Regions from separate parts of the Homo sapiens genome. Here regions 1 and 2 are each linked to region 3. Evidence: chromatin contacts called from ENCODE Hi-C or POLR2A ChIA-PET data. All regions are on one chromosome and are shown on one strand. Each heading gives the region's core, a stretch centred on a gene start or an enhancer-like site at or near the end of the contact. The rest is flanking DNA. Distances are from core to core; before and after follow the strand shown. Region 1 overlaps ATAD2B (ATPase family AAA domain containing 2B). Region 2 holds the start of UBXN2A (UBX domain protein 2A). Region 3 overlaps ATAD2B (ATPase family AAA domain containing 2B).

The links. A loop is a pair of places that touch in the nucleus more often than their neighbours do. ChIA-PET counts read pairs that join two places held with the same protein, here RNA polymerase II (POLR2A). Pooled maps may share reads with other maps.
Region 1: a pooled map shows a loop between it and region 3 (2.6-fold over the local background). The contact joins two enhancer-like sites. A Hi-C loop is called at or near these places in 1 of 168 maps with a recorded cell type or tissue (mammary epithelial cell), 1 of 37 single-sample maps with no recorded cell type and 5 of 50 pooled maps. POLR2A ChIA-PET finds 5 or more read pairs at or near these places in 7 of 52 experiments (A673, GM12878, H1 and 4 more).
Region 2: a map of mammary epithelial cell shows a loop between it and region 3 (2.6-fold over the local background). The contact joins the promoter of UBXN2A here to the enhancer-like site in region 3. A Hi-C loop is called at or near these places in 2 of 168 maps with a recorded cell type or tissue (esophagus muscularis mucosa and mammary epithelial cell), 14 of 37 single-sample maps with no recorded cell type and 10 of 50 pooled maps. POLR2A ChIA-PET finds 5 or more read pairs at or near these places in 8 of 52 experiments (A673, Caco-2, GM12878 and 5 more).

What each region holds. Positions count from the first base shown.
Region 1 is chr2:23,890,472-23,894,564 of GRCh38, reverse strand. The region is part of intron 2 of ATAD2B (ATPase family AAA domain containing 2B); the gene reads left to right. Among named protein-coding and RNA genes, the nearest start is that of ATAD2B, 35 kb to the left of the region's middle. RefSeq lists an enhancer at 2,396-2,525. Within about 2 kb of position 2,509, at least 7 of the 41 ENCODE cell types and tissues checked have a DNase peak (open chromatin) inside an H3K27ac peak, as active enhancers do.
Region 2 is chr2:23,937,972-23,941,755 of GRCh38, reverse strand. It overlaps UBXN2A (UBX domain protein 2A), which reads right to left and starts at 1,293. Exons shown (of 7, transcript NM_181713.4): 1 at 1,108-1,293. RefSeq lists an enhancer at 547-656 and silencers at 787-1,266, 1,327-1,426, 1,288-1,483.
Region 3 is chr2:23,825,271-23,829,188 of GRCh38, reverse strand. It overlaps ATAD2B (ATPase family AAA domain containing 2B), which reads left to right. Exons shown (of 28, transcript NM_017552.4): 15 at 250-340. Among named protein-coding and RNA genes, the nearest start is that of ATAD2B, 100 kb to the left of the region's middle. Within about 2 kb of position 2,233, at least 2 of the 41 ENCODE cell types and tissues checked have a DNase peak (open chromatin) inside an H3K27ac peak, as active enhancers do; they include mammary epithelial cell, where a contact is called at or near this core.

The DNA of each region.
Region 1 (4,093 bases), core at 1,260-3,759, 65 kb before region 3:
TGCAAGTAATATACTAGATTTCTCTTATTTTATCCACCCAGCAGGCCTTTATGTAAATTGATCTTGATATTTCTTTTCTTTCTTTCTTTTTTTTTTTTGAGATGGAGTTTTGCTGGAGTGCAATGGCGCTATCTTTGCTTACTGCAACCTCTGTCTCCCAGGTTCAAGTGATTCTCCTGCCTCAGTCTCCCGAGTATTTGGGATTACAGGCATGCGCCACCACGCCCAGCTAATTTTGTATTTTTTGTAGAGACAGGGTTTCTCCATGTTGGTCAGGCTGGTCTTGAACTCTGGACCTCAGGTGATCCACCCGCCTCGACCTCCCAAAGTGCTGGGATTACAGGCACGAGCCACCGTGCCTGGCCGATATTTCATATAGAAGTCTTTCATATAAAAAGGCCTCAAAAATTTTGGGAGAGCATATGAAAGATATGCTTCCATTTAGGAATCATTTAGGTACCGTAGAGTGAGATATTTCTTTAAAAAAATCCTAGATGCATTTTGAGTAAAAAACTGAACTAATGAATACTAATACATTTACTGTTTCTGTTTTGGCAAAAGGACAATGTTTAGTAACTCACACAATTTAAAAAGATTTTTGAGGCCAGGCATGTGGCTCATGCCTGTAATCCCAGAACTTTGGGAGGCCAAGGCAGGAGGATTGCTTGAGCCCAGGAGTTCAAGAACAGCCTGGGCAACATAGTGAGACCTCATCTCTGTGAAATACTAAAAAATTAGCTTCAGGCACATGCTTGTAGTCCGATCTACTCGAAAGGCTAAGGCTGGAGGATGCCATGATCCTAGCAGTTTGAGGCTACAGTGAGCTGTGATCACGCCATCGCACTCCATCCCGGGTGGCAGAGTGAGACCTGTCTTCGTAAAAAAAAAAAAAAAAAAGTTTTTTTTTTTTTTAGTTTATTCATCTAGGAGTCTGAGTAACTGTTAAACTTTTAGAATTAAAATCTTTTGATGTTTCAGATGACCTGAAAATAAAATGCAATTTGACCTATTAGATTCAATAGAATTTAATTTTAAGGAAAACTTGTAGTTAAAAATATTTTAGATTTTGAGATAATATAAGTACAAAAAATTAAGAATTACTTGAAGGCTTGTATTTGTTTTTATGTCATGAACCTGAGAATCTTGATTCCTTTATTTTGGTAATCTAAACTCTTATGAGCATCTAAGGTAAACTTATTGAAGTCCTTTCACAAAAAATAATTTGTTAGAAATAATAATTCATATGGAGGAAAATTGAATACAGATAAGAATTAGTATTAGCTATGAAAAATAATGAATTCTAAAGAACTTTGCAAAGACCACTAAGGTCGTTAAATAAATTACTGTTAATTGGCAAAATAAATTTCCATTTTAGAGTTAGGTAATTGGATGAAGATAGAGATAAAAGTGGACCTAGAACTTCTGAATCTTCCTAAGTGATTTGAGATAGATTATGAGTTTTCTTTTGGGGTGAAACCTGGGTTTAAAGGCCCAAGTGTATCAACAGAATTTTAATGATTGATACTTTTAGTAAAATAGGATGTTTTTGGTCAAAAATATTTTTTAATATATAGTTTTTATATTGTATATAGAAATTCCCAAATATACATACTAATATAGATAGATGTTGTAGCTTACAAATACTGTGAGTACAGATGCTATTTTATTGACTTTTTTGGTCAGCGGATATTTATTTAGCTACTAGTCATTTATTTAACCTGATATATATCTAGAATAATACGCATACTCTAAGATACAGACAAATTGAAATTTTCATAAGACTTACTGTACACTTGGCTGGGTGTGGTGGCTCACGCCTGTAATTCCAGCACTTTGGGAGGCCAAGGGTGGTGGATCACTTGAGGCCAGGAGTTGGAGACCAGTCTGGCCAACATGGTGAAATCCCATTTCTACTAAAAATACAAAAATTAGCTAAGCAAGGCGGCGCGTGCCTGTACCCAGCTAGTTGGGAGGCTGAGGCACGAGAATTGCTTGAACCTGGGAGACAGAGGTTGCAGTTAGCTGAGATCGTACCACTGCACTCTAGCCTGGATGACAGAGTGAGACTCTGTCTTAAAAAAAAAAAAAAAAGAAAAGAAAAAACCGGGCGCAGTGGCTCACGCCTGTAATCCCAGCACTTTGGGAGGCCGAGGCGGGCGGATCACGAGGTCAGGAGATAGAGACCATCCTGGCTAACACGGTGAAACCCCGTCTCTACTAAAAAATACAAAAAATTAGCCAGGCGTGGTGGCGGGTGCCTGTAGTTCCAGCTACTCAGGAGGCTGAGGCAGGAGAATGGCGTGAACCAGGGAGGCGGGGCTTGCAATGAGCCAAGATCGCGCCACTGCACTCCAGCCTGGGCCACAGAGCGAGACTCCGTCTCAAGAAAAAGAAAAAAAAGATTTATTGTGTACTGAAATGTAGCATGCTTGAAAGTTTCCTTTTGTGGTTAGGTAATGAGGAAGTAGTGAGGTGAGGCAGAAGTATAACCACCTATGTGGACTGCTGAGGCATATTAGAATTGAGGAGTGGTAGTGGTTAAGTGACGTCTGTCAGAACTTGGGCTTTTTTGAATTGAGGTTTATAACCCTCATAAATCATTAAATGCCTTGAGTTTATATGGGAAAGGGAGAATAAGTATGATTTTTAAGTCTGATATTGCAATAGCGTGTGCCCCAGATAATTAAAGCTGTAGAAAGTTCTAACGTAATAATCACCTAATGCAAAGTGAAACTGGTTCCATTTAAAAATTCAGGAAACAGGGTTAGGTGCAGCGGCTCACGCCTGTAATCCCAGCACTTTGGGAGTCTGAGGTGGGGGTCGGGGCGGGGGGGTATCATCTGAGGTCAGGAGTTGGAGACCAGCCTGGCCAACATAGTGAAACCCTGTCTACACTAAAAATACAAAAATTAGCCAGGTGTGGTGGTGCACGCCTGTACTGCTTGGGAGGCTGAGGCATGAGAATTGCTTGAATCCAGGAGGCGGAGGTTGCAGTGAGCCAAGATAGAGCCACTGCACTCCACCGTGGGCGACAGAGTGAGGCTCTGTCCCCTCAAAAAATAATAAATAATAAATAAAAATTCAGGAAACGATACAGGGAAAAAAATCTCCAACCCACCTTCCTTCTTTTCAAAAAATAGCTACCCACTCAATTTAAGTGAACAACTTTTGAGAACATTCATATAATACAGAAACTTTTAGGCATATACGTTTAAGCAGGCTAACCCTTACAAAATCTCAGTGTAGGCTGGGCGTGGTGGCTTACGCCTGTAATCTTAGCAATTTGGGAGGCCAAGGCGGGTGGATCACCTGAGGTCAGGAGTTCAAGATCAGCCTGGCCAACATGGTGAAACCCTGTCTCTACTAAAATACAAAAATTAGCTGGGCATGATGGCGGGTGCCTGTAATCCCAGCTACTCGGGAGGCTGAGATGAGAGAATCACTTGAACCCGGGAGATGGTGGTTGCAGTGAGCCAAGATCGCACCACTGCACTCCAGCCTGGGTGGCTGAGCAAGACTCCACCTCAAAAAAAAAAAAAAAAAATCTCAGTATATTAAATCTTTTAATATACTCATGTATTTCATGTCGTGTCTCCTTTTTCAGTCTCCCTTTTATAAAGATGATGATGACAATAATCTATGACTATAAGGTCATTGGATCAATTGAAGAACAAGTTTTTAAAGATTTTTTCTTAAAACAGATCTTTCATTAGTAATAAAAGCCAAGTAAGCATTGTCTTCTTTAGAGCAGACAAAAAGCTTATTGTGCTTTTTTCCCCAATGATGTTACCATTGTTCTGAAAAGTTTTAGATTTCTTTTGTGGAATGACTTTAGGGTCTGCATCTTATTCTTTTGAACAATTCAAGTGATGTGAAATTCCAACCATTTGGCTTTGTATATAGTCAGAATTCATTTGGTGCCAAGACTTGTGAATAAACTGATCAAGCTGAGTTAATGCTTTGTTGGGTCTAAAGACAAAGTATATTTATGAAGTAATAAAGTTGGTTTTTCTGTGTGGTTTTAAGTGGATTTTGAGAGTGATTCTTAAGAATTCCAGGAATGCATTGTGTAATGACAACGTTGTAAGAATAC
Region 2 (3,784 bases), core at 44-2,543, 110 kb before region 3:
CACTGTAGAGTCTAAAGGCAGAGTCTGTAATTGTCACTATTGTATCCTTAGCATTCAGTACACAGTAGGTACTAAAATTTTTTTGAATGAAAAAAATTAAATCAAGTGTATGCTAATTATTATACATTATTAAATTAAAATGCAAGTAAAGTACCCTCCACAGTGCCCAGCTGAAAACAACTGCTCAGTAAGTGTGAGCTTCCATTAACACTGGACTGCAGTCAGCCTCATATCATTAGTGTGCTTAACCACTCCCTCCTGCACACATTTTTTACACATTTTTGGACTCCGCCAGTGCCTAGCACTAACATTAGTGTTATAAAAAGATACTCTGTATTCACTGAATTTAATTGCCTTTTAAATAAATCCGACTTTCAGCATATTTAGAAAGAAGACACAACATGAACTTTTAAAGTTTCCCCCCTAAAAACAAACTGCAACCGGCCAGACTTCATACTACCACATTATTTTCTGCATTCGCATCAAAACAAATCAGCAGTTTCCTATCTTTACTTATCTCAAATTACGTACATAGGAACTCAACGCTGGATGCCACACGAACATTCATCATTGCTGACAAGTAATAAACTCTTTTATTACTGGCAGCGAAAAGGAAAAAAAAAAGGCACAAAGAAGAAATTAAGGAAACGTGAAATCAGCGAACACCAGGCCTTCAAAACATCAGAGAAAGTGAGTGGTGGGAGTCGGGTGAAGTCACTAATAGGCATACTTTGTATCACTGGACTGCGATCGTGCAGCGTTCGCCTTTGAAAATAGAAACATTGTGTTGCGCATAACTGTAAGTTTCGGAACGCCCTGCGAGAGAACCAGGAGCTGTGCCTTCAGCTAGCTCGCAAGTCAAGCCGCAGGCGAGTCAGGGGCTCGGGGTCGCCGCTCACCTGGGCTGGGCGGGACCCTGGCTCGGGCTCCGCCGCCGGCGCCCCTTCCCGAGTCGCAAACACGCGGCCCTCCGGAGCGAGACTCCCCCCGACACCGACGATCCGCGGCGGCCAAGCCACAGGCCGCGACCCCTCGGCCCCAGCCGGCAGGCGACCGCCCCGCCCCGCCCTCACCCCGCCGGACGCGGCGCGGCCCCGGGACGCTCACCTCCGGGCACGGCCTCCCGGCCTCGGCCTCACTCAGCTCAGGCACCGCAGGCACCGTTTGGCCGCGGGCTCCGTTTGGCTGGAGCCCTTCAGAGCCGGAGCGCCGCCGCCCCAGACCGCCTCAGGTTCCGCGGCCGCGCCGCTGAGATCCCGCCAGCCTCTCTCGGTCTTCGCCAGGCGCCCAAGCGCGCGCCGACGCCGGCTCCGCGCAGACCCGAGGAGCGCGCGCGGACGCGGGGGCGCGCCGAGGGCGGGGCTTGCCGCGGCCGGGCGCTTCAAGTCCCGGCGGGAACGGCGCTAATGGCCGCCTCCCCTTCCCACCACTGGCCCGGCGGCTAGCTGCCTTCATGGGTAGGGGAGATGCAGGCAGCTCGGTGTGTGCTCACCAGAGAACCCAGAGTGTGCTTACCTGGGTACCTCCTCAGCCTCAGAAACCATGGAGAGACATCCCTGCATTCTGACAATGTTGAACTTGACCTGAGCCCTGTGGACAACGAAGTTGAAGAAACCCCCACCCACCTTTTTTTTTTTTTTTTTTTGAGACTAAATCTCGCTCTTGTCCCCCAGGTTGGAATACAATGGCGCGATCTTGGCTCACCGCAACCTCCGCCTCCCGGATTCGAGCGATTCTCCTGCCTCAGCCTCCGGAGTAGCTGGGATTACAGGCGCCTGCCAGCACGCCCGGCTAATTTTTGTATTTTTAGTAGAGACGGGGTTTCACCATGTTGGCCAGGCTGGTCTTGAACTCCTGACCTCAGGTGATCCGCCCGCCTTGGTCTCCCAATGTGCTGGGATTACAGGCGTGAGCCACCGCGCCCGGCCCCTTTGTGTTCCTAAAAGGACTTACTACACGCAACCGCCCTTCCGCATGTGACTTTGTCAGGACTCAAGGATGCCCCCGTCGTTAGCTGTGACAAGGTCAGGCCCAGACCCTCTAAATTCCAGTTCTTCGCCTCGCAAATAGTTAGCTGACCTGCCTGTACTCACGATGTGGACAAATCCCGGCTGCCTTGACTTGACAGGACTTGAGTGAAGCAGCTCTCCCTGGGCCTCTCTACACGGTGACCGAGCCTCAGCCGCAGCCAGCGAGCAGCCCTCCTCATCCACCGCCTGAAAATAGACGGACCCCAGGGAAACAGTCTCTGTATAGTCTCATCGCTGCCACCTCCAGTCTTCTCCCCACTTCCCCACACCCGGGTCTTTCTAGCCCTGTTCACTCATCTCTGTAAAAGGAAAGCCCTTTTCTGCCTGACCCAGGAGATCGCTGCAGATCTCATGGTTGGAGAGTTCTCCCGGTTGCTGTAGCCTCCCCCAATCCCCACTCTCAGTTGCAATAGTTTCTTTCCCTTTTCTTGGATCTCTTCCACTGAACTCTCTCCTTACGTATATCCAGATTTGTTTTTTATTTTATAGTCCAGCATTCTCCCAATTGCAACAGTCCTTCTTCCTATTGCAATAGTTCTCCACCCTTATTGCAATAGTCCTTTTCCCCCCTGTTGCAATAATCCTTTCCGAATAAAGTCTCGGTTTGCCTAAATCGGGATTTATTTGTAAGTCTTTAGTGCGGGGACTCAGATTGAGATTGATCCTCACCTACAGGCCCATGCCGTTCCCCCCACCACCACCTCCCTCATCTCCTGTTCAGTGATTTTGGGAGCCTGTGGTGAGTTCAAATCTCACTGCTCATGAGACCGTGTCTGTTGAAGCACAATAAGGAGTTAAATTGATCCCATTAGGCAAAGAGACTTTTCTTTGACCATTCTGTGAGAGCTCTTCCGATTTTTTGGTCCCAGCACCATTTAATGAAGAGAGGATTCTTCCCTTGTCAAAAATCAATTGACCATGGATGTATAAATTTATTTCTGTACTCTCAATTCTATTCCATTGATTATGTATCTTATCTTTATGCTAGTACCATACTATTTTGATTACTGTAGCTGTATAGTAGCTGTATACAGCTGTATAGTAGCTGTATAGAAATCAGGAAGTTTGAGTCCTCCAACTTTGCTCCTCTTTTTCAAGATTGTTTTGTCGCTTGCAGTTCTGTATGAATTTTAGCTCAGCTTTTCCATTGCTGTTAAAAAAAAAAAAAAAGGGAGGGGGGGGCCACTGGGATTTTGACAGGGATTGCTTTGAATTGGTAGATCAATTTGAGGAGTATTGATACCTTCAATTTTTTTTTTGAGATGGAGTTTTGCTCTTGTTGCCCAGGCTGGAGTGCAATGGCATGATCTCGGCTCACTATAACCTCCGCCTCCCAGGTTCTAGTGATTCTCCTGCCTCAGCCTCCCAAGTAGCTGGGATTATAGGCATGCACCACCATGCCCAGCTAATTTTTGTATTTTTAGTAGAGACAGGGTTTCACCATGTTGGTCAGGCTGGTCTTGAACTCCCGACCTTAGATGATCCACCCGCCTCGGCCTCCCAAAGTGCCGGTATTACAGGTGTGAGCCAACACACCCAGCCGGAGTATTGATATCTTAACAATACTGGTGCGATGACTCACTTTATATATAAAGTCTTCAAATCCTTAAGCATGAATATTTTTGCATTTATAGTCGTGCGCCACATAACAACCTTTCGGTCCATGACTTACAGCATATGTGATGGTGGTCACATAAGATTATAAGGCCATATTTTTACTGTATCTTTTCTATGTTTAGATACACAAATACCAT
Region 3 (3,918 bases), core at 984-3,483:
TCTCACAACATTAAATGTCTTAGGTTGTGAACACAGACAAGATCTCTACTACATATCTCCCAGATTTATTGTTGGAATCAGAGTTGATGTAGACAGATGCTAAGGTGTTTAAATTTTTTTTAAAATAAAAATTTTAATGGGATTGTTAGTCAAAATTTGTTCCACCTAACGTATTTGAGGGATTGATAATATTTTATCTGTACTTTTCTTCTTGGGCAAGATTTTATGTATCTGTGCTTTTCATCTTAGGCAAGAAAACACATCTTACAGATCCATACCAGGGACTGGAATCCAAAATTGTCAGATGCATTTTTAGGTGAATTGGCTGAAAAATGTGTTGGTGAGTGTTACTGTTTGAATTTTTTGATTGTCATTGTTTGTTCTGCTCAACCTCCCTTTCCCCTTATTTGGAATGTGAATGAGCATAGTTATGTTTTTGATTGTGCAATAGATTGTCTCTACCTTTATGTTTTAAAGTTATTTTGACTGTTTCACTTAAAGTTTGAGTACTTCTAAATTAGAATTTTAACTGCCATTAGGTGTTTAGTTAACAAAGCTCAATAATAACATGCCTTTCATTGAGTGCTGGGTATCCATAATATTAATACAGGGTCTCCTTTTGAATATCATTCCCTCTTAGAAATTTTACTAAGAAAAATAAGCTTGAACTTGAGAGAGAAAGGTCCATGTCAAAGCAGGACTGCAGCCTTTTACTTTTACTTTGCAGATTACACAACGGGCTTATTTTCATTCCTGTGGTCTAGAAAGAAGTTGGGTGGGAGAGGTCTTCAAAGAAAATAGTTAATTATATTTGGTAGTAGTTCCCCAAATATAAAACTTTCCAGTTTAACTTTAAATTTTTCACAGAGTGGAAGATCTCCCCACAGAGTGAATGAACACTACTGTCCTTCTAGGATGTGGTGAGAGTGTTTATCTGCACAGATGATCACACATAGGAGATGGAATTCAGGGTTTTGGCTCTAATTAGGTCTGAAATAAAAAGGAATACAATGTTAGGCACCTGAATATACACATAGGTATTTCTCCTTCATTCTTTCCCCCTCTTTTGTCTGTTTTCCTCTCATACTCTGAAAAATATAAATAAAAAAAAAAAAACCCAATCTTCATGAACTTTTTAAGCATTATGAAGAAATCCCCCAAATAAGTCCACTAACAACAGCTTACTTGGGAAAACTTTAAAGTTACCAAAGCCAAAAAGAACAACTTAATTTAAAAAATCATTGTGATCCACCATCAAATAATTAAAACTTAAATAGAACATTAGTCCATTCAGTTAGCTACATCCAAATTATCCTCTTCATCCACAGGGACCTCCATCTCCGAAGCAGCATCCCTCAGCTTTTGAACCACAAAGACCTCGACATCTTCTGGTGAGGAGAAAACGTAAATCTCTCCAGCACTACTTCAGTTTAAGCTTTGCCTGGTATAAGAGAGCATGCGCCAAACACATTTCATGTAAATTTGGCTTGACCTTTGCAAAGCCTTGTGCTGCTTTATGGGAGAGGGTGGTATTTGGTATAAAATCCAGTCTTTTCCCTTTTTGAAAATAGACCCCTTTTATTTATGATGATATTTTACTAGAGTTCAGATCGGACTGGGAAATCTTTGTAGATTTTTCTGTGAATTTGTCACAGAATGATCCTTAACTGAAATAAGCAGAAGTCAAGTTGTCAAATCATTTTGGAAATTCCCTAAGAGATAGGTACTCTAAATTACTTTCTATTATACTGTCTACCATCTGAAATATTATATACTCTAGTTTAATTCTTCACCCCAAATATTAGAATCTTAGTTTCCTTTTGCATTTCCAAAGACAATACTTCTCATTTTTCCCAGTGATTTTTTTAGCTTTTAGGCAGTTTCTTAAGTTTTAAAATTTTCATGGTATAATTTCTTACAGGACTGATAAATTTCTCTTACCTTTTTTCCCTCCCCTCTGTGGGGTGGTAGTATGTGTGCAGACTCTGCTTATATACCATTTTCTTCCTGGACAGTGACATAAAAATCCATTATAATTAAATGACTTCTGTTTTTTGTTATGACATTCATTCCATCTGAGAAACCGGTTCACATTAAAAAAAAAATCAAATTCAGATCTTCAAACGGGCGTGAAATAGTAATTTTAAATCCATTACAAACTCACTAGTCTGTGTATGCCAAACATGTTTTAACATGAATAGGTTCAGTTCATTGAAATTTATGCCTCATAGAGTATGATGAACAGCTGTGAAGATAGCTGACCTTTTGTTAGAGGTTATGGATTTGGTAACTTTTACCTTGAAATTCCCAAGTTCTTAGAGGTTTTTGCATGCATATTGGGTGTGATTTTTGCATAGTGAAAAACTCAACATACATTGATATCAGGAACATTTGCATAAATAGTAGGAAACTTATGATTAATGAAACACTCAACTCTAATCATATTTTTCTATTCCATTTTCAATGAGAGGGCTAAAACAATGAAAGAGTCTCAATGAAGTGACTTATCTTGTGGGCCTTCATTATGTGTGATGCTGTACTTAAAACTTTATAAAATTTTGTTATGACCTTGTTTCTAGTCTAACCTCTTTAGTAGCTGTATTTTCAGTCTTTTTAGAACAATTTCTAGCTTAATAGCAGTATTCAGGAATGCTCTTTATTTGATAACTAAATGTGTTCACAGAGTATTAGAATTGTAATGGTAGATTTAGTATGGTTATGAAAGGGATGTTTATAATTTCTTTAATATTAACTTTTAACGCCTAAAAGGCTGTAGTATATTTTCAGTATTACTAGAATGATCATATTATTTATTTTCTAAACAAGGACGCTTTGAGAGTGAAAAGATGTGCTATTATGACAGGACAAGAGGCCTAACCAGCACATGTGGTTACCCTAAGTATAACCCATTTAGCCATGGTTATGATGCAATTTTAAAGTTTTAGAAGGAAGTATGTTAAATCAGTAGTTCTCAATTTTGTGTGTATCAGAGTCACTTCTAAAGCTTTCTTGAAATGCACATATGATTTCAAGCCCCCAGAGATTCTGATTCACTGGGTTTATTGTGGGGCTTGGGAATCTGTTTTTTTTTGTTTCAGTTTCAGTGTTTATTCAGATGGATAATCAAGGTGAGAACCACAGATATAAACTGGTAATTCTTACTTATAAGCGAATGTAAAAAAATTTCCTTCTTTATAAGTCTGTTGGTTATAATAATTAATGTGAAAATCTACTTCATTAAATGGGGTCTATTGATCATTTCTTTGTCTGGAATAAATCAATAAATAATACATTGCTGTTATATATGTAATTAACATGTTGTGGCAAACATAAATGTTATGGGTAACATTTACTACCTAAAATGCCTTCTAGTGGCTAATTATTTGTTTTGCCTAATAGTTTCTGAGTTTTAATTTTTTTAAACTTAGGCTTTTGCACTTAAAATAGGACCATATAATATGTTCATTAACTGTGTATATCCTTTTAAAGAAGAAATAGAAACGTGATTGTTTATGTTGTTTGAAGATGGTAGTATATTCCTATTTCCTCGGAAATGGAAGACATAATTCACATTCTATAATCATATACTTAGATTACTTTGTTAACTCTTTATAACTTTGAGCTAGTGTTCTATACATTATTGAATTAATGAAATGGGTATATATGCAAAAGGAAAAGATAATTTTTTTCCAGGTTTCTTTGAGAAATAGAAAATAAAACGAGACACTAGTGGTAAATTTGGTTATCTGAAGAATTATTTGTGAGATAGATCACTGTCATGGAACAATGTTAATGCGTAATCTGCTTATAGTCTTCTGAATTAAGTTCTTCTAGGTCATATTAAGTTTTTCCCTAACTTTGAATAGGTTTTTCTTAGTAATCACCATTTTTAGTTCAGTATTTAAGTGTTCTATAAGG